Linked DNA regions of Mus musculus: all the other regions are linked to region 1. The links are chromatin loops, found by intact Hi-C in ENCODE. Cell type or tissue: left cerebral cortex. All regions are shown on one strand.

Region 1 (8,000 bases):
TATAGCCCTGGCTGTCCTGGAACTCACTTTGTAGACCAGGCTGGCCTCGAACTCAGAAATCCACCTGCCTCTGCCTCCCAAGTGCTGGGATTAAAGGCGTGCGCCACCACGCCCGGCTTAAGCATTCTTTTAAGGTACGATGAGCACATTCAATTATTCCCTGCCCCTGAGGGTTATAGGAAATACTACGAACAAGATGAATGCCCATCATCTTACAAAAGCTAACAAAAGTATTGGAAGTATAAGCAGGGCCATTATCAGTTTTTAATTCTTTGGGTTGACCCCAAGCACCCCATGCTTCAAAGCAGTGAGCTATGACATGATGGGCCTTTTCTCCAGTGTGCAAAGAAGCAAAAATGACTCCAGAGGCAGTATCAATTGAAACATGAACAAACAGTAATTTTCCAAATTTGGCAAAATGAGTAACATCCATCTGCCAAACATGTAGGGGGAGTAACCCTTGTGGGTTAACTCCAAAGGAGGGTTGAGGTAATAAAGGAGCGCAGGCCCGACAGGCCTTGACAATCTCCCTGGCCTCTGCTCGGGTGATCCCAAAGCGAGAGGCTAATGTTTTAGAATTTACATGAAATTTAGAATGAAAATCACGAGCAAGGTCGAGGGCAGGACATGCCAGAAATACAGCAGCTTGTGCTGCCTTATCCACTGTGTCATTACCCTCAGCCAATGGACCTGGTAACCCAGAATGAGCTCGGATATGCTGAACAAAGAAGGGGGAGGATCTATACGATAGCAAATTTTGTAGTTTACTTAATAAATCCCCAATGCTGGACCTAAGATTCACCCTACCAACCACCTCCAAGATAGCAAGAGCATTAACCACATATTGACTATCTGATATTAAATTAAAGGATTCAGAATACAATTCAAAAACTTTAATCACAATCTGTAATTCTATAACTTGCAGTGAGGCAGGGGAGAATTGTAAAACTATAGGCACAGAGCCTTGAACTAAATAGGCTCCGCATCCTGACTTTGATCCATCTGTAAAAATTAGAGGAGCCCTTTCAATGGTACTCGAGAGGTAATCACAGGAAAAATTACCGGGTGAGCTCTACACAACTGTAAAATAGGATCTTTGGGAAAATGATTATCTATCTTGCCTAAAAAAACTGCATCTTAAAACTGCCCAGTCATCTACAGTGGCAGACAACACTTCATCTTGTCTACTATCATATGGTACAATAATTTTATCAGGAGGGGTGCCAAAATGCTGCACACATTGCTGTAAACCCAGCAATGCCAACTGGGCAACCGAGGCAGGATAATAGGATAACACTTTGGTGGGGGAAATTTTAGGATGGATCCATAATAAAGGAGCGCCCTGCCAGAGGACTCCAGTAGGTTGATTTTCTGATGGCAAAATACACAATGATATAGGAAGATCAACCTCTCTCCTCTTTAAAGCAGCAATTTGAATAGCCTTCTCTACTAACTTTAAGGCTTCCCTTCCTTCTTCTGTAAGAACTCTCTCTGAATCCAGGGCTGTCGCTCCTGGCAAGATGTCATAAAGAGATTGCAATTGCTTATTTGTTAGACCCAGATAAGGCCTAACCCATTGAATATCTCCTAGCAACTTTTGAAAATCATTTAAAGTCCTTAGATGATCAGTTCTAATTTGAATATTCTGTGGAGTTATATATATTTCTGTTATTTTGCTTCCTAAATAATGGATGACCTTGCCCTTCTGCACCTTTTCAGGGGCTACTGTAAGCCTTCTCTTTTGTAGCTGTTGTATTATATGCCAAACCCAGCATTTCCTCCGTCGGTGCTGCCAGAAGGACATCATCCATATAATGATAACATTTTATTCTGGGGAATTCCTGTCTAACCTCATATAAGGCTGCATCTACATATAGCTGACACCTAGTGGGATTATTGGCCATGCCCTGGGGCAAAACAACCCACTCAAACCTCTTATCTGGTTCTTCATGATTTATAGAAGGCAAAGTAAATGCAAATCTTACTGCATCTTGTTCATGCAAGGGGATGGAAAAGAAGCAATCTTTAATATCTAAAACTATCACTGGCCATGCTTTTGGAAGCACTGATGGTAAGGGCAAACCTCTTTGAATAGGTCCCATAATGACCATTTGTTTATTAATCTCTCTAAGATCATGTAACAACCTCCATTTCCCTGATTTTTTCTTAATGACAAATATCGGGGTATTCCAAAGGGAAGTAGAGGGGCAAATATGGCCCATCTGTAACTGTTCTTGAACTAATTCTTTAGCAGCCTATAATTTCTCTGAGGGAAAGGCCACTGAGGAACCCATTATGGATCCTCAGTCTTCCATGGGGATGACCTCCTCAGTGGCCCCTAGGAAAAACCCAGTCCAGCACGACCTTTCTTCGAACTCACAGGAATAGGGGACTTCCCACCCTGCAATCGAGGCCCTAATTTCTCCCAACTAGGCCCTGTAAGATGCCCTGACACAGGGAACCATGGAGCCACCTGATCAACCACCTTTAGAAAGTTTTCTAACGTCTCCTTTTTCAGCCCGATTCCTTTTACTTTCAACAAATCCTTTAATGCCTGGCGAACGGACTGTCCTGATGTTGTGTTACCCATAACTGTTTTATCTTAATGGTCCCTAACCGGGAACCTTATTGTCTCTAACCGAGAACTTGAATCATCCCACTTACCTGGGAACTTTCCAGCAGGCTTGACTTGCTGTACCTTTGGGGGTGTAAACAGCCCCCAGTGTCCATCCAAACAGCACAACTACCTGGATGAAGTGCAAAGTACAACACCCGTCACAACACAATGTCAGGTACATGTTGAGGGATTAAGCAAACATCCAGAGACCAGTGAAGATGCACAGATGAGGGATGGACAGGAGGCCTGACAGAGTGTAGAAGCCACTGTCACTAGATCTTCCGCTATTTCAAGAGCTATACATCTATATTTCAGGTAAACCTCTTTTCTTTAAAACGCTGGCAACAACATTAGAAATCACACGAGAGAGCTGCAAAGCAGCCACAAGGGCAGATCTGCAGACAGCCCGCAGCTCTGGGCTGCCTGTGGAAGTGCTGGGGACCTGTGGCTCCACTGGCTGGCTCTGACTCCCTTTGTCACAGCCAAGTGGCTTGTGTGTAGCTCCTCTCCTCTGCAGCGGCTGAGGAAACAGAGCAAGGCTGAGAGTCACACACCTGTTGTGGGCATGGACATGCTCTGAACCTGATTCTGAGGCTGTCACTCACCGTGGGACCTGAAGCAATGTCCTTTAGAATGAGAGGGATGGTCTCTGCCCTGGCACTATGTTTCAGAGAGAAACTCAGATGGTTCGTGGATGGACCTGCCTCCTCCAGTGGAATCAGGTAGATGCCCTGTCTTCCTGCTTGAAAGGAGCCAATCACTACAGGGAGTGAACACGGGAATATGTGACAGAGTGGTTCCTATGTTAGGGTCTCCAGCATTCCTGCCTTTGACTTGCCTGGCAAATGTTGGAAAAAACCTTCAAAGCCACTCTGTCCTCAGTGTGATACACATACACACCACACACACACACATACACACACACATACCTATATCTATATATCAATCACAATCCTTTTATGGTGGGCATGTGGAGGTCAGAGGACAATGTGTGGAAATCATTTATCTTTCTTCCTTTTTTTTGGTTTTGTTTTGGTTTTTTGAGGCAGGGTTTCTCTGTATAGCCCTGGCTATTCTGGAACTCACTCTATAGACCAGACTGGTTCTAAACTCACAGTGATCCACCTGCTTCCGCCTCCTGAATGCAGAAATGAAAGGCATGCACCATCAGAACTGACTCAGTTTCCTTTCATCATATCGTCTAAGGGACCAAAGGCCACCAGACTTGCCAGAAATCACGGTTCTAGGCTGAGCCATCTCCTTACCCCATCTTCATGTATGATACCTCTTCAGTAAGTAATTCTAACCCTAATGCTTTCAATCTATAACGCTACTTGACCCAATCTGGGACTGGGTCTCCAGGGCCGAAAATCCCTCCAAAGTCAAGAGCTGGTAATGAAGGAGTCAGGCTGAGTTCAAGAGCTTGGACTCTTAATTTTCTTATCACCAAATGCTCCTAATGCCACAGCAGAACTCATCTCTATTTAGCATCCTCTCATTTATGCCAATGGTGTTGGGGCTCCAGGTCCTCTTAGATCCATGCTTGTCTTCCAAATGATCTGCAGGCAGTCACTGCAGTTAGAAGATTTCCAGGGCATGTTAACAGGGCATGCCTGTGACAGCAAATGAGAAACAAGAGCAGGAGGAGGCAGGCTGGAGAGATGGCTCAGTGAGTATGAGAGCACTGACTGAGTTCCATTCCCAGCAACCACATGGAGGCTCACAACCATCTGTGATGGGATCCGATGCCCTCTTCTGGGGTGTATGAAGACAGCTACACTGTACTCGTATAAATAAAATAAATCTTTTTAAAAGAAGCCAACCTGAGTTACAAAACAGAGAAGTATTAAAAAAAAAAAGAAGAAGAAGAAGACAGGAGAAGGCAGAGATTCTCTCGGGGAACAAGTGAGGACAAAAGTCCATCCGGAATGACATCCCACAGGACACTCACGCTGAGTGCTGCTACACAATGTTTAAGGAAGAAATCCCACTATGACCCGTTTGCTGAGAGAAGAGAGGGCAGGGCTGGGGAGCAGCCATATGCCTTCCGGTTGGGAGCTCTCTCCTTTTTAGCTGGGTCACATATTTGTTGGGAAAACAGAAGCCAACTCAGAAGAAAAGGAAGGAAGCACTTTCTGGTGTGCAGCATGCTGAGCACCAAGGATTTTGGCTGTGGGGTTGGAGTGGAGCACCACCGCCTGCCTACAGGGAGCACTGTGCTAAGTTTACCACAGTGGTTCCTAAGGAGGCTGAGCCTGTACCCCTTCCTAGCCCCGTTGCAGCTTTTATTCACCTTACTCAAGTTAAAGTTTTAAAATATTGTTCCTTTAGTACCTGGATTACATAAAAATGGATAATCACCACCTTAAATCATTCAAAGGAAAAAAAATACATATAAAACGTTGTCAGTAAGAGGTGGGGGAAGTTTTGATGATTTTTTTTTTTAAACTTTAGCTGGACATGGTGCCACATATCTGTCATCTCCACTCAGGAGGTAAGGTCAGAAATTCAAGGCTGACTTTAGTTACATAGTTCAAGGGCAGCCTAGATTACATGAGACCCACCCAGTCTTAACAATAAAAAAAGAAGTCTACCTTAAAGATAATGCAGGCATTCGACTGGGCCAACACCCACTATCTGTCCCTACCTTCAGGGTCAGAATGCTCTCAGTGAATCCACAAACTCTTCTAAAGTCCCAAATTTCTGCATGCTCTTAGGATACACTGTACTCAAATGGGACGAACTGCTTAGACTTACAGATATATGGATTTCTTTCATAGCACACACACACTCGTATACATATATAGATGTATATATATACACATATATGTATACATATATATGTACACACATATATTTATATATACACACGTGTATCTAGACATATATATGTATACACGCATATATGTATATGGTATATATATATGTACATATATACATATATATATATATATTTGGTGTTTTAAAAACAGTGAGTGAAGTCTTTGGCGTTTGCGTTGCACATTGCAAAGTATCAGTGAGCTGGCCTTCTGGATCTGGGCACAGAGCCTAACACCAGATTCCAGGTAATAAACCCTAACCTCTCTGCACAAATCCCCACTCATTTGAGGCACAGGCAATCGAAGCTGAATTTGTGACCCCACATCACCATCTATATTGCCAGGCTGTAAATCAAAATCAAGTTCTGGGCTTATTTAGTGGATCAGACTGGAAAGGACAGAGGCGGGTCCTAAGGTAGCATAGCAACCCTAAAAGGCAGAATTCCTTTCTTCAGCTCCACTTTCCGAAGACAAGCCGAGGTGATGGAAATATATTTATTCGTAAATGGGCCGAGCCATGCAGCCCGAAAACCTGCACCAAAGGACTGGGGATATTTGTAGCAAGGTCACAGACCACGCAGGGTGTTAAGTGTCCACCTTGTGGTCCAGGTGTGTGCACCGGTGTGTATCTAAAGCAGTTGCTTTGTTCTGGTGAAGGCAGGAGCCCCAAGAGCACGCAAAGGAGGCAGCGTTTCTCGGTCTGCGCCCTTGGTCTCTGCAGCTGCTTGGGCAGCGCGAGAATCTCGCCGTCCAGATGCGTGGTCCGGACTTCTGGGCTATGCGGGAAGCGGGTTACGGGCCAGCCTGGCTTCCTTGCAAACAGCGCCCGGGGAGGCCGCGGCAGCGCGGGCCTCGCCGCGTCCCTCCGCCGACGCGGGCGGCCCCACGCGCCAGCCGTTCAGCCAGCCCCACATTCCATCTCAAAAATAACACACACGTGTGCTGGTAAACAAGCGCGCCAGCCGCCGGGGCTGCGCGTCCCGGGCGAGCCCGTGCAACGCGCCCCCTCCTCCCGCACGTGCCGCCGGGCTCCGCCCACGGGCTTTGCGCAACCAGGCTCCGCCCCTCCCGTCTCGCCAGGGCCCTGGGGTCCTAGAGCCCGCCGTGCTAGCAAGCTGGCCTCGCCGAGGTTCTCAAAGTTTCTCGCCCTGATAGAGCGTGCGGCTCAGATCCGCTCCCTACCTCCTTTCCCTCCTCCCTGCACAGTCCTCCTCTAGTCCTCCCGCTGTCTGCGCGGCGAAGGCTGCCACTCAGCGCGCCTTCGCTCTCCCTCCCCTCTGTCCTTGCAATTTTACTCGATTGTTTATTATTTGCTGGGGGCGGGGGCGAAGAGGAGCGAGAGGCGTCTGGAGCCCAGAGACTGGCGGCGGCGGCCAGTCAGCGCTCGGCGTGGCTTGACGAGGAAGCCGCGCAGCGAATGGCGATGCGGCGCAGGGCTCCGGGGTCACGCGCGTGTAGAGACAATGACATCATCTGTTTGTACGCGTCGAACTAGCTTGGTGCAGGGGCGGGGGCCTCACGTCACTTGAGTGACGGATCACGCGTAAAGCCTGGAGGCCGGAGTTCCGGGGTGGGCGGCCTCTGCAGGCTCTTTTAGGCTGGCTCTTTTGGGGTATTGGGTTGTTGCGGAGCCCAGACTTTAGCTGCAGAGACCGAGAGGGTTTTGTTTGGAAAGATACGTATGAACCAGAATGCATGGTAGACTTTTGGTATGCATGTCGCGTGTGGCGCAGAAAAGCACACAGTACGGCCGGGAGGCACGGATCGTGGGATAAGGGATTGTGAAGGTGCGATCTGAAGTCTATAGACTTAGAAAAGTCAAGCACGTAATCAGCTGCTTTAGCATAAGAAAACTGTTGCCCGCTTCCAGTTAGCTATCTTCTGCTCCTGCGTTCAGGACTGGGGCGCACTGCACTTTTCTTCCTGAGTTGCACTTTTCCCACTTAGCCTTAAAATCCGTGAAAAGCGAAGCACGACTGTCGCCGGGTGTCCCAGGTGAGGGTCCAGTGACACACCTTTCGGCGCGATCTTCGCCGGCCAGTGTTTCCACGCCCAGGTAACCCTTGTCACCTGCGGCTGCCGGCTTAACCCGGGTGTTCCCTGGTGTCAGGTTCTAATAAGGAACCCGATACTGGGGCGGGCTCCGACCCCACGCACCCACGGGCAGGCCACGGGCCCACGAGCCAAACGCAGGGCCCAAGGCTGAGAGCGCGGGGCGGCGCGCAGTGGTGTGTTGTCTGACCTGGCCTCCCGTCCCGGGCCAGCGTGGCCGCTGAGGTCCCCAGGAGAGCGCGGGACCCCAACCGGGAGGGCTGCGGAGCCGGCCGAGTCCCGACCCGCGCGCGCCCGCCCCCATTCCCGCAGCCCCGCGCAGGCGCGAGGGCGCACACACGCGCACTCCCACACGCACGCACAGCAGCCCTCCCGGCCCCCGCCCCAGCCCTCCCCCTGGGCGGGGACCCGCCCCGCCGTCATCCTAGGTTGAGGCTCCCTGTGAGTGGCTATAACTTTGTGCTGCTGCCGCGGCCGCCCTGCTCGTGGAAGGGAGGAGGAGGAATGTGGAA
Region 2 (8,000 bases), 470 kb after region 1:
ACCCGGTGTCCTTTTGCAGAACAAATCCAGCTTGAGATATACTTTACATAGTCTACTGCACTTGTGAAAGAGGAGAGGTGCATTCACTAGATAGGACTCTGGCACTTTGCATGCCATTTCATCTCACAAAAGCTCTGCATTCTTATCCTGATTTTATAAGACGTGAAAATCGAACACAAGGAAAGGCAAGGAACTTGCCTAAGGTCATTTAGTACATTAATAAGGACGCACTTGAACCCAGGTCTGACTCTAGTGCATTGCCTTAGCACTTCCCAGAGCTCGGATACTTTATCTTCAGTATAACTCTTAACAAGTTATATTATTTAGTCTCCCACTCAGAGACCAAGGTGAAGTAGAGTCACACCAAGAGGAAGGGCGACTCCCCTGAAACACTAGATGAGAAGCCTACAAACTTCCCGGTCACCTACTTACATACAACCCACAACAATGTTGGATGTGCACAATGATGACTCCACTACTTAAGAAAAATTCCCATAGTGGCTATGCAGAGGTCTAGAGAAATAGTTCCTTATGTCCAAGGGACAGAATGCACATACACTGAGAATTAGCTCCTTCCTGTAAAACGAATTATTACTGATTCTAGAGTATCTGTAAAAATATTTGAAGATAATTATTTTATGGCTATGATTGCACCTCTTTTATCTAAGTCACTAAAGAAAGCTGTCATCACTTAATACACAGTCAGTGAGCATTCTTCATATGTATAAACATTTCTCCTGCTTCTCCAAATTTTAACACACCTTCTAATACAACAGAATAAAGTGACTGTAGAAAAATGGCAGGACATTATAGAATTTTAAACCTTACTGCACTCACAATTTAATAGGTTTGCACATGAAAAGAGGAAAGAAACAATTCAAGGAAAACAGAAAATAACTGAGCAGCCAAGTATTTTCACCAAATGCCTTACCTGGACCCAACTTTTCTTTCTTTTTCTCCCCACAACCCCCTCCCTGCAACCCTAAGGCAGGGCCTTGCCATGTAGCCATGTATGGACCTAGTACTCATTGCTCGCCAGGCTGGTCTCGAACTCCTGGTGGCATTATTCCTCAGCTTCCTGGGAGTATGGAGAGTAAGCTACTGAACGCCCAACTCTGGGTCCAACTTTTCCACCTGGACAAGAGTTACCTTCTTTATGACTTAGGCTGTTTTTTATTATTGTTTTCTAGTTCTGTTTTAGGATGCTTTTAGAAAATGAAATCCTGTCTTTGTTAAAGAGCCAGAAAAAAATTATCCTGCCAGTTACTCTGAACAAATAGGAAATATTTCATGCAACTCCTCATTTTTGAGGCTTTCAGTGTGAAACTTTCCACACCATAACAATGTGAAAAGCGCACTGGCTACACTTGGCAACAAACAGAAAAAAAATGACAAAGACTGGATTTTAATTAACCAGACCTTTCATATATATTATATTCCACAGACAATGCCATTTCTACCCAAAAACACCATAAAAACAATTCCTGTTCATCTATTTTTGAAAACCGTTTTTAGTTTAGCCTGTTCCATTTGGGCCCAACATTGAACGTTTTACAGAACCCTCTAATGCCTAGTGATGTCATTATTAACAGCTAACCAGTTAGACTACCCCCATGGAAGCAAAAGCGACGGGAATAACTAAGTCAAATCACATCGGCTAGTTAAGTCACTCTAAAACTGCTCTTACCTCGACGCTCTTCAGAATGAGCCCGCTTCTCTCTCGCACATCTTTAAAGGGACATCTCTTAGAGAGCATAAGCAGATGAGCAAGAAGTTTATTCATCCCATCCAAAGAAACCGCGTTTGAAAGTCCGTCTGAAGGTCGGGAAAGTGTCTCTTTCGCTGAACGAAGGTATTCGGTTTTTCTCAAAACGATCTGCCTAATGTTTTCCAGTGCTGTCTCTCTAGTAGTCGTGTCTCTGCTGCACAGTCCCTCCCATCTCGCTTCATTCTCTCCTTCAGCCATGACAATCAAGAGCTTTTTCTTTTTCAGCGTTTAGTCAGTTACCTTTCAGCATTCCCCCAAAGCAGCCCGTCGTTTGTTTGTTTTTTAAACAAAAAACAAAAACAACGAGAAACGCTAAGAATAAAGTCAGAGAAATCCAGCCGTCGTGAAAGCAGGCGTCTGGATGGCACTGGGAATCACACGTGCTTTTTAAAGTTGATGCTTTCAAATCGATCCACAAGGCGGATCACCCAGGCACCCTCTCCTACACGAGGGCAGTCTTCTGACAGAGATTGAAAAGAACAAACTTGGAAAGTTGCAATCTCACAGAGCTGGTTAGCTGGACACAGAGTCCCGGGGAAGTGTTCTCTGTGTCGCAGGGTCAGCGGATATCCTCACGTTGTGGAGCTGTCAAATCCGTGCTTGGTCCCAAAAGGCTGGTAAACAGTAGAAGGTTCTCCAGCCATTCGATTTTTTGTCTGTGCAGCGGCTGGTTCTCGACCGTTCCCACCCCGCCCTCCTCCGACACCAGTCTCCGCCCCCCTCGGCTCCTCCTAGCGCCGCGGCAGGGCAGCGGGCGGGTGCTGGCGGGGTAGGCGGTAGACCCTGGCCCTTAGCTGCTGGGGCCCGAGGCTCCGGTGCTCCGGGGGAGCAGTGTCCGCCAATCACAGTGTCAGCGGCGACTAAGGGCGGCGTCCCCAACCCTGCCGGTTCTTGTCCCCCGGGGTACGCCGATGCTCCTCTTACTCCTCTGTCCTCGCCCACCTCCGCCAAGCCAGAGGGCACCCCGCAATCCAGCAGTCATCGAGCCCAGGGCTGCACGGCTGAAGCAAAGGGCCCCAGGCACAGAGCCCGCCCCTTCGCCCAGCCCCGTCGGTGGGGATCGGCCCAGAGGGCGGGAGCAGGGAGGGGAGACGGGGTCCTCACCCCCAGCCCCTCCCCTGTCCCCGCCCGGGACCGCCGGGAGCCGCCCCTGCCCCATGCCTGCCTCTCCGCCCAGGCACACGCGACCCGCAAAGACAGCCATTGGAAGCAGCCCCGCCCTCGGGCAGAGTACCTCCGGACCCCGAGTCCAGCGCGCCACTGACTAAGACCGGCTGCTGCGCATGCGCGACGCCGGCCAGGGCGCATGCGCTTTCCGCGGTGTTGTCCTTTCTCGACGTTTGGAGGCGCTGGTTTGAAGAAGGGGAAAGAAAAGTAAGGAGTACAGATGCCCGGAGATGTTTATCGAACAAGAAAAGCCGAACAAATAAAGGTGCTCTATAGTATTCCAAGTAGAAATGGGATAGAATTATGAGTGACAGCCAAGCAGGCAGGGCTTTGCGTTGGCTTTTGGGAAATGTAGTTGTAATGCTAACTACGCGCTCTGTTTGCGACAGAAACTACAATTCCCAGATGCCACCGCGACACTTGTCTTTGCCCGCGAACCAACGGTTCTGGAGGCCGTGGTTAACTGGGAGCGTCCATCTGGTAAGCGTGGTAGGCTTGGTTGTGACCCGTTCAGTGAAAAAAAATTTTTTTTTTCCCCTCGGAAACTCTGGTGCCGACGCCATCTGGGATTGCTTCCTTTCCGTCGTGGCTTGCCGGGAGAGAAATAGTGCAGGTGCTCAACACCTTTGGTTGGGTGACTGAGGCAAGGATTTGGGGATCATTGTTTGGAAGGCCAAGGAGCAGCCTTAAGACAGGCAAACTGGAAAAAAAAAAAAAAGAAAAGAAACAAAAAAGCAAAACAAAAAACCGACGCCGCTGCTTCTGCTGTCCTCTTGCACATAGGCCCGTGCTGAATGGATTAGGAATCCCTAAGCGTTGCCATTGCACCTTTGCCCTTACAGGGATCTGTTTTGTGCTGTCTTTGCTCAGTCAGATAGCATCCGAAGGGGATCTTTGAAAGCAAGTCTCTTGTGTCTGAGACTGAAAAGAACTTCAAATGTCCTTAGGTTTGGAAGGTTCTGTATGAAAAGAAGCCTATAAAAACCTCCTAAATGTGTTATCTTTGAACGATATGGTCATTTCTCTAAAGGTGTTTTTGGAAGGTTTTTAATAGACTGGTAATCGGATTCGATTTTAATCCTTTGTTTTACAAAGTAAACATAGTCATAAAATATTAATCTGGAACTAAAGAGATGGTGCAGTAGTTAAGAATTGTTCTTATACAGTACTTAAGTTCGATTCTCAGCCCCAACTTGGCAGCTCACAGCCATTCATAACTTTAGTTCCAGAGGATCTGATGACTTCTAACCTCAGTAGACACCAGGCATAAACCTGGGGCACAGGCATACATGCAAACAATACACTCATTGAAAAATCCAAAACCATAAAAATTAATGAGGCTTTTAACATGAGAAAAGTGTAACAATAACTTTTATTCTCCTGCTGTAATTGCTGTCTGGAGGCTTACTGCCTCCATCAGCTAATCTAGGCCCAATCCTGCAAGCTTCTAGCTTCTGTAAAGGCCTATAGTGTTTCCAGCTTTTGAGACTTCCTGCTGAATAAGCTCACTCTTTCTAGCTCTTTCTGAATTCTTGCTCTCTGGTTCAACTCAGCTGTTTTGGCCCAAACTCCTCTGACTGATTCAAACTGGCGTCTCTTGCTTCTGACTGAATTGCTCTGCTTGGCTTCAAACTAACTTTAGCAATGTGTTCTACTCTTCTGGCTCCTCCTTATTCTCTGGCTCAGCCTGTCATGTCTAGCTTGTTCTCTCTTCACCCTGTCTCTGTAAAACTCTCCCGGTAACACTGTCTCTTTTCCTCTCTCCCTCTGTCTGCTCCCTCCTATGTTGCCTCTCTCTCCTCTCTCATGAGAGTTGGGTAGATCCTAGTCTACTGAATCTTTTTCTGATTCATCACTTTGTTTCCCTCTCTGTTAGACTTCACTTTCAAACAAAGCTGCTTCCTTCTACAAACTTTGCCTTCATTGTTTGGGATTAAAGGTGTGTACTAAGGGTGTATCTGTGTTCTAACCAGAGTAGCTATGTTGCCGAATTAAAATCCCTCTACAGAAGAGTGAGAAAGATACCCCTCATCTTATTAGAACACTTATGTGGCCAGGCGGTGGTGGCACACGCCTTTAGTCCCAGCACTTGAGAGGCAGAGGCAGGCAGATTTCTGAGTTCGAGGCCAGTCTGGTCTACAAAGTGAGTTCCACGACAGCCAGGCCAGGGCTACACAGAGAAACCCTGTCTCGGAAACAAAACAAAACAAAACCAACCAAACAAACACTTATGTGTAAAATACAGTTGTAATACTATTTGATATTGTTGGCTAGAGGAACATTTAGCCCAGTCTTAGAAAGTCAGGGAAGTCTTCATCCCAAGGAAAATGAAGGCCAAATGAATAGCATAAGGCTTCAGTCACCAAGTGCCTTCTGTTCAGAAGGATGTCACTGAGCTTGTATTTTAAGATAGTAAATAAGTAATGTAGAGTATATAGCAAAGGAAACAATGACAGCCAGTTAGGAAGGAATGAAAGGTGCTTGGCTGTGGGAAAAAAATCTTCCTTTTCAGTGGGAGGAGGACCATTGCTGGATGGATGTGCAGGTTGCCTGCCACCTCAGGACAGCTGTTAGAAGATGAGCTTGCAGGGTGGAGTTGCCCTATTCAAAGACCTCCAATATTGAGAGGGTCTTTTAGCCTCAAAGCTGAGGGTGGGGGTTGGGTACACAGGGCTTTGCTTTTGGGAGTGGGTGACACAGACCATGGGCAGGAAGAGTCTGCACTGGGAGGGGGAGGGGTGCAGAGTTTTCTCTGCCTTGTTCTGGGTGGGCTTAATTCTCCAGAGTGTCACAGTTGACCAGCAGCCCTGGTTTTTATTTGGGGGTATGGAGTGTTTTGTTTTGTTTTGTTTTGGGTTTTATTGTAGGCTCCTCCAGTTACCTTTCTTCAAGTTAATTTATATACTTTGCATTCTTTGATGCAACAGCAGTTACTATTTGTAGCAGAACTAAAGAAAGGAAGAATTATGGAAATCAAGGGCTCTTGTGAGTTCTAAAGGTCATCCGATAACAATTTAATCATCCAGGTGGGATTAAGGATTCAAGAGGGACACAAGGTATAGGCAGAGGAGACATGGAAGGACTGGTCCAGAGGAACCTGTGCTACAGAACCACTTGAAAATGAGATTTTTGAAATTGGACCAAGTGGTACATGTCTGTCATCTTTTAACTGGGGGGTGTGAAGGCAGGAGTTTGAAGCCAGCCTGAGCAATGTATTGAGACCATGTTCCACAGGAAACAAGATAGTAAAACAAAGGAAGCATGACTTGCTGTCATGGAGAAGTGCATGTTGGTATATGGAATAGGGAAGAGGTCAGTAGATTGGCCATATGGCTTGGGATATGGAAGAGAAATGAGGAAGACTTAGCTGCAGAGACAGTGGAGGTTTCATTGTAATGTTTTGATAATGGGTGTTGGTTTTGCCAAAGGAGGGTACATTCCATGACGTTCAATGAATTTGAAGTTTTCCACAAAGTGATTCTGAAGGAGCAACCAGTGTAGAGGGAAAACCCTCAGTGTTTTCCTAGAAGCAAAATGAAGACAGAACGAGGAAGGAATGCTTAAATGCTGTTCTAGATGCAGTGGCATAAGGACTAATGGACCACTGCGGGGACTTTTAATAGAAGTTCAGAAGCCATTGAAAGGACTTGAGCCCCTGTTCCTGTCCTACCTGCTGTCCCCCGAGGTCAGACCCTCTTCTTACCCCCCCCCCCACCATCAAAGTGCTAATGTTCCTTGTTTCCAGACTGAAACTAAGTTGTTATCTGACCTGAGAAATCAGGAGAACCAGAGGGAGTGATTTCCCAAGCTCGCAATTGGGTGTGATGATCCTGTTCCCTCTGCTTTGAGGCCTTTCTTCAGTCCTTCCAGAGGGTAACAGGAAGGAATCTGGTGTTAACCAGTTACTTTCTTTTGTTCTGTCTCTCTGTCCTGACCTCTGGTGGAAGGTAACTTTGAAGAGACCAGTCTGCTCTTGTTTCTGCTGTGTTTTAGCCTCCCTAGCTGTGAAACTGACCTCTGTGGGACAACGAAAGGCTCAGCTTATTTGATGGAATGAAGTGTTGCCTCATTCCAGAGTTGAAAAAAAAAAAAAAGATTATTTAAGCTTTTGTAAATTGCAACTTTGTTGTTTGAAAGGTCACTGGCCATCTTGATAAGATCAGTTTGGGTGAAGAGTGCAAAAAAGCAGGTGGTTTTTGTTTTGTTTTGTTTTTTTTAAACCAAAGGCAATAAGTAGACACAGAATCTCTGTCCTTGTTTTCTTTGTCAAAATGAAGACTGCCTCATCTTGTCTGACTCCTCTTCCTTTGAAGATCTTAGCTCAAATATTTCTTGCTCAGAGAAGTACCCCTAATTAGAGAAACAAATAAATGTGCTCTTATTTCAGCATGTATCTTTACTGGTGTATTACAAATGCACTTTTCCGTTTTAGTTTCCCATAATGTGATTAACACCTGGGTGAAGGCAGCACACCTGAGAGCATCCAGTGCCTGGGTCTCCTCAGTCTGGCTAAAGCTCAGTACATCGCCTGGGGCCCAGTACATACCACACACATGCTTGGTGTTCAATATGTGTGTTATCCCAGCACTCTAGAAACTGGTGTAGGAGGGTCAGCAGTTCAAGACCAGCTTGAGTTACTGAGCAAGGCCTTGTCTGGGAAGTGGATGGGGGCAGGTGGGAGTGGGTGGGTGGAGGAGGTTGGGGGTGGATGGGAGGGTGAATGAGCAGGAAAACACTCGTGGTATTTTCTACTCAAAGGTACTGCTTATTGTTGATGAACAAAGCTAGGTGGTTAGTAGATGGAAGAAAGTGATGAAAGCATTTTAGAAAGCTGTAATTGTCATGAGATATTAAGACATCTGCAGAACAAACAGTTCTGTGACTTGGGTGGAATTGTGACTTAGGTGGAACTAGCATCATAAAAATACTAAGAACAGGCACATCCACAGATCTCAACTACATGATCAATTCTTCAGCTATTCTCCTTTTTCCCTTTCCTGACAACCTCTTTCAGATGTGGTTCATGGTAGGACTGATCCTCCTCGTGTGTGTAGTCCACTTACTG
Region 3 (8,000 bases), 770 kb after region 1:
TATTTATTTCTTTTTGTTAACTTCTGGTTCTTCCTTGAGGACAGAGGTATACTTTTGCTTAAAGTCTGGCACCTACTAGGCACCTCAACCACCACCCACTGGGAACGGGAATAAGGGCTCAAGCCCATGCTAGTCTGGGCCTCTGCAGATACTTGCTGGCCTTGAGCTAGAACCCTTGAGTGATGCTAGACTTTTAATGTCTTCCACTAGAAGACAGTGGCATGAAAACTGTGGAGATGGCTCACTTGGTGAAGTGCCTACACACAAACATGAGGGCCTAGGCTAGGAGCCCTAATAATGCTTACATACAAGTCAGATATAGCAGACATGTGTATAACCCCAGAGTTGGGTTGGTGATGGAAGAGACAGGCCGACTGATCCCTGCAGTTCTTTGGCCAGCCAGTTGACGCCACACCGGTGAGCTCCAGGGTCTATGAGTGTCTCTAAAAGTAGGTGCATGCATCTAATACAGCTAAGCCTTTCAGGTTCGTGCTGGGATGCTGGAGATGGCCCCCAGGGCCTCATGTATACATGCAAGCACTCAGCCACCTAGGCTGCATCCCCCGTGCCAGGGGGTATTTTTTTATTTATCCCACGCTGTTGAGGTTGTCCTTTTACTTTCTTGATGGTGTCCTTTGATGCACAAGGTTTTAATGTTGTTGCAGTCCCAATTCACCTATTTTTTTTTCTTGCATTGTTCATATCTTTGGTGTCAAATTGCAGAATCAATGCAAAATCCAAGTCGTCCAACTTTCTCTTTATTAACTTTAGATACCTATGTGGGTTTGTGCACATGTGTGTACCCAGGGAATCTTGGAAGCCAGAAGCATCAGATCTCACTGGCCCTAAAGTTAGACCATCTAACTCAGGTCCTCTGCAAGAGCAGTACAGCTAGCTCTTAACTGCTGAGCCATCTTCCCAGCCCCCTGACTAACATTACCTTTTAGTCCATTGATATCACCACACTTAAAGTGAACTTCTCATAGGGATATGTTGGTTCTGCAACTCATTACCTATTAACTGGATGTTTAGATCAATTTAATTAAAAAATTAAAAATATGGTGGAGACAGGAAGCCACATGCACATTCAGACACAAGCAAGTGCATCAACACACGTGCACATAGCTACACAAACATAAACTTGTAACACATATATGCAAAACCAAACAAAAACCCATACAAACAAACCTATCAGAATAAGGCATGGAGACAGGCCTAGACACAGACTAGTGTCTTCTGCCATTGCCTGGGTTGGATCAGTAGCAGACAGGAGTGGGGACAGGTTCTATTATATAAACCCTGACAGATGTGACCAGTGCCAACCATGAGCACACATGTATCCTCTTCATCTGCATCTGGGCTTCATTTTGTCACCCCAATTGGAAGCCCCAACACAGGTTGCTGTTTAAATGCTCCCTCCAAGGGGGGCGGTTTGAGAGGTGACCGGATCATTAGGGATCTGCCCTCATGAACGGCCCGTGGTTTTCACAGGACTGAGTTAGTTATCTCCATGTTATGACAGTCTACAAGCCTTCCCCGGATGCCCAGAACCATGCTCTTAGACTGCCCAGTCTGTGGAGCTGTGACAGCAAGAGGAGATGGGTGAAGACGAACGTCAACACAAGTCCATGTGAGCAGAAGATAAATGCAGATTCACTGTCTAATGAGGGAAGGCAGGAAGCCTTTTTCCAATCAGGTCTCACACAGTCTGAATGTGCCCCTCTACTGGGATGAGGATTGGGGTACAAGATATGCAAGACCAAGTCGCTGCTTTAAGTTGTTCACAATGTGCCAGAGGCTCAAGAAGCCACAATCTGCCACAATCTAGGACCTAATCCTTGAACAGGATTTCATCAGACTGAAGGGAGACAGAAAGGAACAAGATGAGCGAAGCCCAGGGACTGTTCGAGGGTGGTGACATTAGGGACTGACTTCAGCTCAGGTACCAATCAGACTGCTTCTAGATGTACATCCAGCCCTGAGCTGCTTAAACATCTCTTCCCTAGTTTCCCCACACCTGGCTTAGGTACTAATCTTAAATGCAACTTAGCCAGCCTCAACTGATCTCTTGTAAATCCTCCTCTTGTGGCACTCATGGTGGATGATACCATCTCCTTATTATCCAGTTCTGAAACCCTAGGAGTTATTATAGACCTAGCAGTGACAATAGGTGAGTATCAAAATGTATTTAGAACTGGGGATTTAAAAGATGGTTCAGTAGTTACGAGCACTTGCTCTTGCACAGACCCAGAGTTCAGTGCTCTCTCCCACTGGAAGGCTCACAACCACCTCTAAGTCTCCAGCCAGGAATCCAATGCTCTCTTCTGGCATCAGCATGCACAGCATCTCTCTCTCTCAAATAAGTATGTTTTCTTAGTCGCTCTGGTCACATTTCACGTGTTCAGTGGCCATGGGTGTCTGATACCTGCTGCTGAACAGGGCAGTGGAGACTATAAATTGCCATCATTTCAGAAAGTACAACACTGGTCCAGACCCTGCTATGCCCTCACCTTCAACATCTTTAGTCATCAAACTCCATGACTGTAACCTGAATATCATTGGCATTTGCTCCCTCCCTCCCAGCTTGCCTGAACTGCTTGTGCTATAGATAAGAGTTTCATCTGTACCTCTCATGACTTAGACCTTCCTAACTGGACTCGATACACTCTCATTCTCTTCCTGTCTACTCTTGACTTCTACAGAAATCTTCTCAATGAGCCACTCAAGTTGCTCAGAATTTATAAGTCTTCCATAGTTCCTCGTCATCTTTGGAAAAAGTCCACACCCTGAAGCATGCATAGCACCTACAGCCCAATAGACCTTGTTTATCCCATTTCTCCAGTCTATCTCTATTCTCCCTTAGGCTTCACATTCTAGCTAGCCCAGCTGAGCTGTAGGCATGCTTGTTTCTTGTTCTTTAGGGCATTGTAAGCACTCCTTATTCATTCTAAAAATTGATTTGATTCACTGTAATTTCTTCTTCCTCTGTGTGGCTAATGTTCTTCTTCACTTTAGCTCACATAGCTTTTCCTGTCCCTTCCCACCTACAACCCTCTGGGACTGGACCCCAGCATCATTTCCAACTCACTCTTCCCGACACTTCTACCCTGTGTATGCATGGAGATCTTACAAGCTTACAGTTTTAATTCTTTCCCCATGAGGGACCCTGGGCAAGGCCATGCTGTGGGTTGCTGCACTGTCTCCTGGTAGGCAGTCCTAACGTCATCTCACTAGAGGACTTGCCTTGGATAGGCAAGAAACTTCCGTTCTCCAGGCCTTGCTAACCACACGCGGGCTTCCAGAAGCTGAAATGTTAGATCCCAGGGAAGCAGTAGCTTCCCTGGGCAGGAAGGTATATTTCATCCACCTCCAACAAGACTAGTTGCCTAGTTTGTTATTACTTTTCTCCAGCTACCTCTGTGTTCTGTGGGGTCCTGGGGAGATATTCCAACCTGACTGAAACTACTGTTTCCAGAGTTCAGGGGCAAGGTCAGCTGAAACAATAAAAGGGACACACTGCCTCCCTGAGGCCAAGAGTGGCGATGACAGTAAATGGGTTCTTCCCCAAGGACAGTCAAGGAATCTTTCCACAGAAGGATCAGAAGGATTGATGTTGGCTTGTACTCTGGAACTTGGGGATGTAATCTTAACCCACTTCAAGCCTTCCAAATAGAGCAGATGCAGCCCTGCGCTTTCTTTGCTTCTTTGCTTTTGGTGGGGTTCTTTCTGTGGGGTCTAATGTCTCTGAGAGTCAGGCCTGTGTCTTGTCACTCTAACCATCAGTAACAGCAGATGGCAGGTAGCCCATAAGACTCTTACTGAATGAATCACGAATATAGCAAAACTGATGGCTGAGAAAGGGTGTGGGGCATGAGGGTCAGTGAGGAGTGCCGTACTGGCTGTCCGCTGTGCATGCCTGCAGGGGCCGGTGGTAATGGGCACATTGCAGTTTTATGGGGTCCCATTTGTGTCTGGGAAAGGCGGCTGTAATGGGGTAGAGGGGTGAGGGACATCGGCAAGATGAAAGAGGATGTTTAAATGATCCGAGAAGAGTTAAAGTTATTTGCATATAAAATTAATTCAAGCATGCATTTTCAACACATGCCTTTAGGACATGCACTGGGGAGGCAGAGGCAGGAGGATCTGTAAGTGTGAGGCCAACCTGGTCTGCAGAGTGAGTTCCTGGACAGCCAGGGCTACATAATAAGGGTCTCTTGTGAGACCCTGTCCAAAAAAAAAAAAAGCCAAAAAACATACACACACACACACACACACACACACACACACAGAGAGAGAGAGAGAGAGAGAGAGAGAGAGAGAGAGAGAGAGAGAGAGAGAATTCTAAAACCAGAATACTTGATTGGTGTGAGAGAAATGGAAAACAACTCATTATTTTAAGTTCTGAGTCTATGAATGAAAAGTCATCTAATTAAAGCTACCTCTGGAAGCTTTTGGAAGAACATTAATTTCCTACTCTTTCCACAGAAAGCATTAAATTAAAGGCCTATTCAGTTGAAGTGGACAGTGATATGAAAGTCATTCATGAATTGCAGAAATGATCCACAGCACCACGGGAAAGACAGGCTGCTTGCGTCCTCGTGGGCCCAGCAGAGAACAGAACACAGGGGACATGGAAAGTCTATCCATTACCCACGGTGGCCCACAGCCTAATGGGCTTCTTACTAATAGTCCAGTAATTATTATAGATACATGGGTAGGTAGATACATATAGAAAGACAGATAGATGAGTAGACAGATCATTACCAAAGCTGTGTTTAATTCCTGTATTTAAAAATTTGTGTGTGTCTGTGTGTGTGTGTGTGTGTGTGTATATGTGTGTGTGTATGTGTGTGTGTGTATGTGTGTGTGTGTATGTGTGTGTGTGTATGTGTGTGTGTGTATGTGTGTGTGTGTGTGTGTGTGTGTGTGTGTGTGTGTGTGTGTGTATGTGTGTGTGTATGATTCATGTGCGTGGTGTGTATACCATGGTACGTGTGCTGAAATCAGAGGACAATTTTTATGAAGTTGGATCTCCTTCTACCTTTATGTGAGTTCTGGGAATTGAACTCACATATCATCAGAATTGTGCAGCAAGCATCTTTACCCACTGAGCCATCTTGCCAGTCCTAGTTTCTGTATTTTATGGATAACAAGGTGGTTATAACTCTTTATTGCTAAATGTGTCTATTATTTTTGCTTTTAACCCTATCTTTGGCTAATCATAGACTATGTACAATAATCATGCAAATATTTTGGGCAACATTTTATATGTATGACTATAATACAGAAAAACCTGTCATATACATACCCAAAAGCCACATATTTTTTATCCAAGTAGGGAGCTGCCTGTAGTGTGATGTAGAATTGTGACCCATTGGTGTGATGGCCCTTATTGACCATTCCAAGAACTCCCCTCTTATTGTGAGGAATCGAGAAGTTTTCATCTAGGAAAGAATAATCAGCAGGTCACTGAAGAATCTGTATTGTTTACAACAATTACAGTGTGTAAGGAACAAAGAAAGCCTTGGTAACAGGCGCTGTCACGCGCCAAGCTGTAAACATCCCTATTAGTTTAAATTACTTTCAAATATTTAAGTAAACTTTTCTAAAGCTGTAAACTCTTACTAGAACTACTACTTGAACATTTAGCTCATTTGTGCTTACACAGCTTAAAAACTACTGTTCTTGGCATACGCGAAGCTCACAGTAAATGGCAACAGAGTGCCTGGGTTGTTCAGCAGTGCAGCTTCGTTCAGACAACTGATGTGAGCAGCATGAGCCTTTCTGAAATCCATCACGGGTCTGGCCCGCCTGCAGCTCTTACACAGAGCTCTGTCACAGCCCTTAAATACAGTGGAGTCACCAGTCTCTACAGTTTACACGGTGCTTCCTGTCCTCTGTGAGCAGGACCCCCGTCCCATTACTGTCTCAGGCGTGCTCCTCCATATTTATGATAAAGAAAGCAGTCTGTGCTTATTGCCTCTCATACTCAAGGCCACTTTCACCTCCAGCCTCCTGTGGGTTGGCTTTTGAGGGATGGATGGCTTGGGGTGTATACGTGCAGATGTGTAAAGTTACCCGGGAAAAGAACAGAGCTGCCGAGGAGGCTACCATTTTTAGAAGTCTCGTCCCCAGATTTGTTACTGTGATAATTAACCTCATTGCCAAATTGACAGGATTTTCAATCACCTTGAAAATGCAGCTCGGGGAGTGTCCAGGAGACGTTTCCAGAAAGGTTTAACTGAACAGGGAGTAGTCACTCTCAAGGCGACAGCACTGGCGGGCTGAGCATCAAATTTACCTCTCTGCTACTGCCACGCCTTCCCTGCCATGCTGGACCACACCTCCCAGCTGTGAGCCAAACAAGCCCTGCCTCCCCTCCCCTAAATGCTTTGGTCAGATAGCTCGGCACAGAAACATGGCTAACAGCCTCCAAGTTCAGATGTACTAAATCAAGTGGGGCACGACAAAGTCGTTATCCACTGACTACAAGGTTCTGACTTGGTGATTTAGCTCAGCGGTCAGGTACCTAACCTGGAATGTAGAAGGTGGTGGGTTCAATGCTAGCTTAGTTAGTTAACACATAGCTACCTAGATAGCTGGGCCTCAAACTAAGGAAGAAAGATTACAATTCCAAGGCCTGCCTGACTCACAGAACTCTTCACAGACCCACCTCTACAAACAGTAGTTTTCAAGGCAAAGCCTATAGTTATTATAGTAGTTATGTAGTTACATAAAACTGTATGCAGAGGCCAGAGGTTGAGGCAAGTGAGAACCCTCACTATATATACTGAGGTAGGTAACTCAGTGAACCCAGAGCTCACTGATTGGGTAAGCCTAGCTGTCCAGCTTGCCCTGACAATCCCTTGTCTCTGCCTTCTTAGTGCTAAATCAGAGAAAGGCTGCCAAGACAGTCCAGCTTTTATGAGGGTTGCTAGGGATCTGAGATCTGGTCCTTGAGTGCCTTACTCATCCAGCCGTCTCTTGTGCTTTAATATGCCACTGATGAAACTTAAGGACAAGGGATGGAGAGATGGCTCAGCGGTAAAGAACACCGACTGCTCTTCCAGAGGTCCTGAATTCAATTCCCAGCAACCACATGGTGGCTCACAACCATCTGTAAAGGGATCTGATGCCCTTTTCTGGTCTGATTTTGTGTGTATGTCTGATATCCACAAAGGCCACAAGAGGGCATTAGATCCCCTGAGCTGGAGCTCCAGGCACTTGTGCTGGGATGCAATCCAAGGCTGTCTGTAAGAGCAGCCCGTGCTTGTAGCACCAAACCATCTCTCCACCCCTGATACTTTCTGTAAAAGGATGTAAAATAGTCTCTCTCTCTCTCTCTCTCTCTCTCTCTCTCTCTCTCTGTGTGTGTGTGTGTGAGAGAGAGAGAGAGAGAGAGAGAGAGAGAGAGAGAGTATGCTTTCTGTAAAGGATTTAAAATATGTGTGTCTGTATATGTGTGCATATGTGCCACACAAGGCATGTAAAGGTCAGAGGACAACATTTTGGAACTGGCCTCTCCTTCTAGCATGGGTTCTAGGGGCTGAACACAGCTAGCCTGGGCTGCACAGTGAGCACTATTACTGCTATGCCATCTCACCAGCCCCAGTAAGGAGATTTCTTTGGACTACATCACACTGTAATGGAACTGACTATAGCTGAATGCAGGGGCTTGCCCCACCCCTTGGTAGTGCAGCCTTTCAATAGATCAACAGAGGCACAGAATTTCTGCTGTCTTTGTCTTTGTGATGTTCAGAGGGGCCAATGCAACAAAGGCCCACACCTATGTCTCTCCGTGGTCAGAAGGAGCTGCTATTCTACTGTAGTATTTCTTTCTCACTTATTAACTATGGTGAGGTGGGGAGGGAGAGGGAGGGAGGGAAAGGGGGGAGAGGGGGGAGGGGGGAGAGGGGGGAGGGGGGAGAGGGGGGAGGGGGGAGAGGGGGGGAAAGGGGGGAGGGGAGGGGGGAGAGGGGGAGGGGGAGGGAGGAGGGGAG

Evidence for each region. A loop is a pair of places that touch in the nucleus more often than their neighbours do. Peaks named below come from ENCODE experiments on the same cell type or tissue, not always from the same donor. Only the 100,000 strongest peaks of a DNase experiment are listed, where the experiment ranks them.
Region 2: a loop joins it to region 1, with 3 times the contacts of the local background. A loop is called at or near these places in 11 of 42 quality-filtered maps.
Region 3: it touches region 1 in a loop (2.9-fold over the local background); 3 of 42 quality-filtered maps call a loop at or near these places.

Annotation. Positions count from the first base shown.
Region 1 is chr10:42,276,665-42,284,664 of GRCm38, reverse strand. Foxo3 (forkhead box O3) reads left to right here and starts at 7,970. Exons shown (of 4, transcript NM_001376967.1): 1 at 7,970-8,000. In left cerebral cortex, a CTCF peak has its summit at 4,830; DNase peaks (open chromatin) are centred at 6,533, 6,909 and 7,997; H3K4me3 peaks cover 2,288 bases; H3K27ac peaks cover 2,274 bases.
Region 2 is chr10:41,804,988-41,812,987 of GRCm38, reverse strand. Cep57l1 (centrosomal protein 57-like 1) reads left to right here and starts at 3,120. Exons shown (of 11, transcript NM_001243074.1): 1 at 3,120-3,200; 2 at 3,325-3,415. The coding sequence starts at 3,341. Sesn1 (sestrin 1) reads right to left here and starts at 2,414. Exons shown (of 10, transcript NM_001162908.1): 1 at 1,688-2,414. The coding sequence starts at 1,966. In left cerebral cortex, CTCF peaks have their summits at 2,231 and 3,115; DNase peaks (open chromatin) are centred at 1,882, 2,535, 3,075 and 3,291; H3K4me3 peaks cover 3,935 bases; H3K27ac peaks cover 2,171 bases.
Region 3 is chr10:41,504,868-41,512,867 of GRCm38, reverse strand. It overlaps Ppil6 (peptidylprolyl isomerase (cyclophilin)-like 6), which reads right to left. Exons shown (of 8, transcript NM_028430.1): 7 at 5,309-5,444. Among named protein-coding and RNA genes, the nearest start is that of Cd164, 11 kb to the left of the region's middle. In left cerebral cortex, CTCF peaks have their summits at 3,521 and 7,175 (motif pointing right); DNase peaks (open chromatin) are centred at 3,534 and 7,201.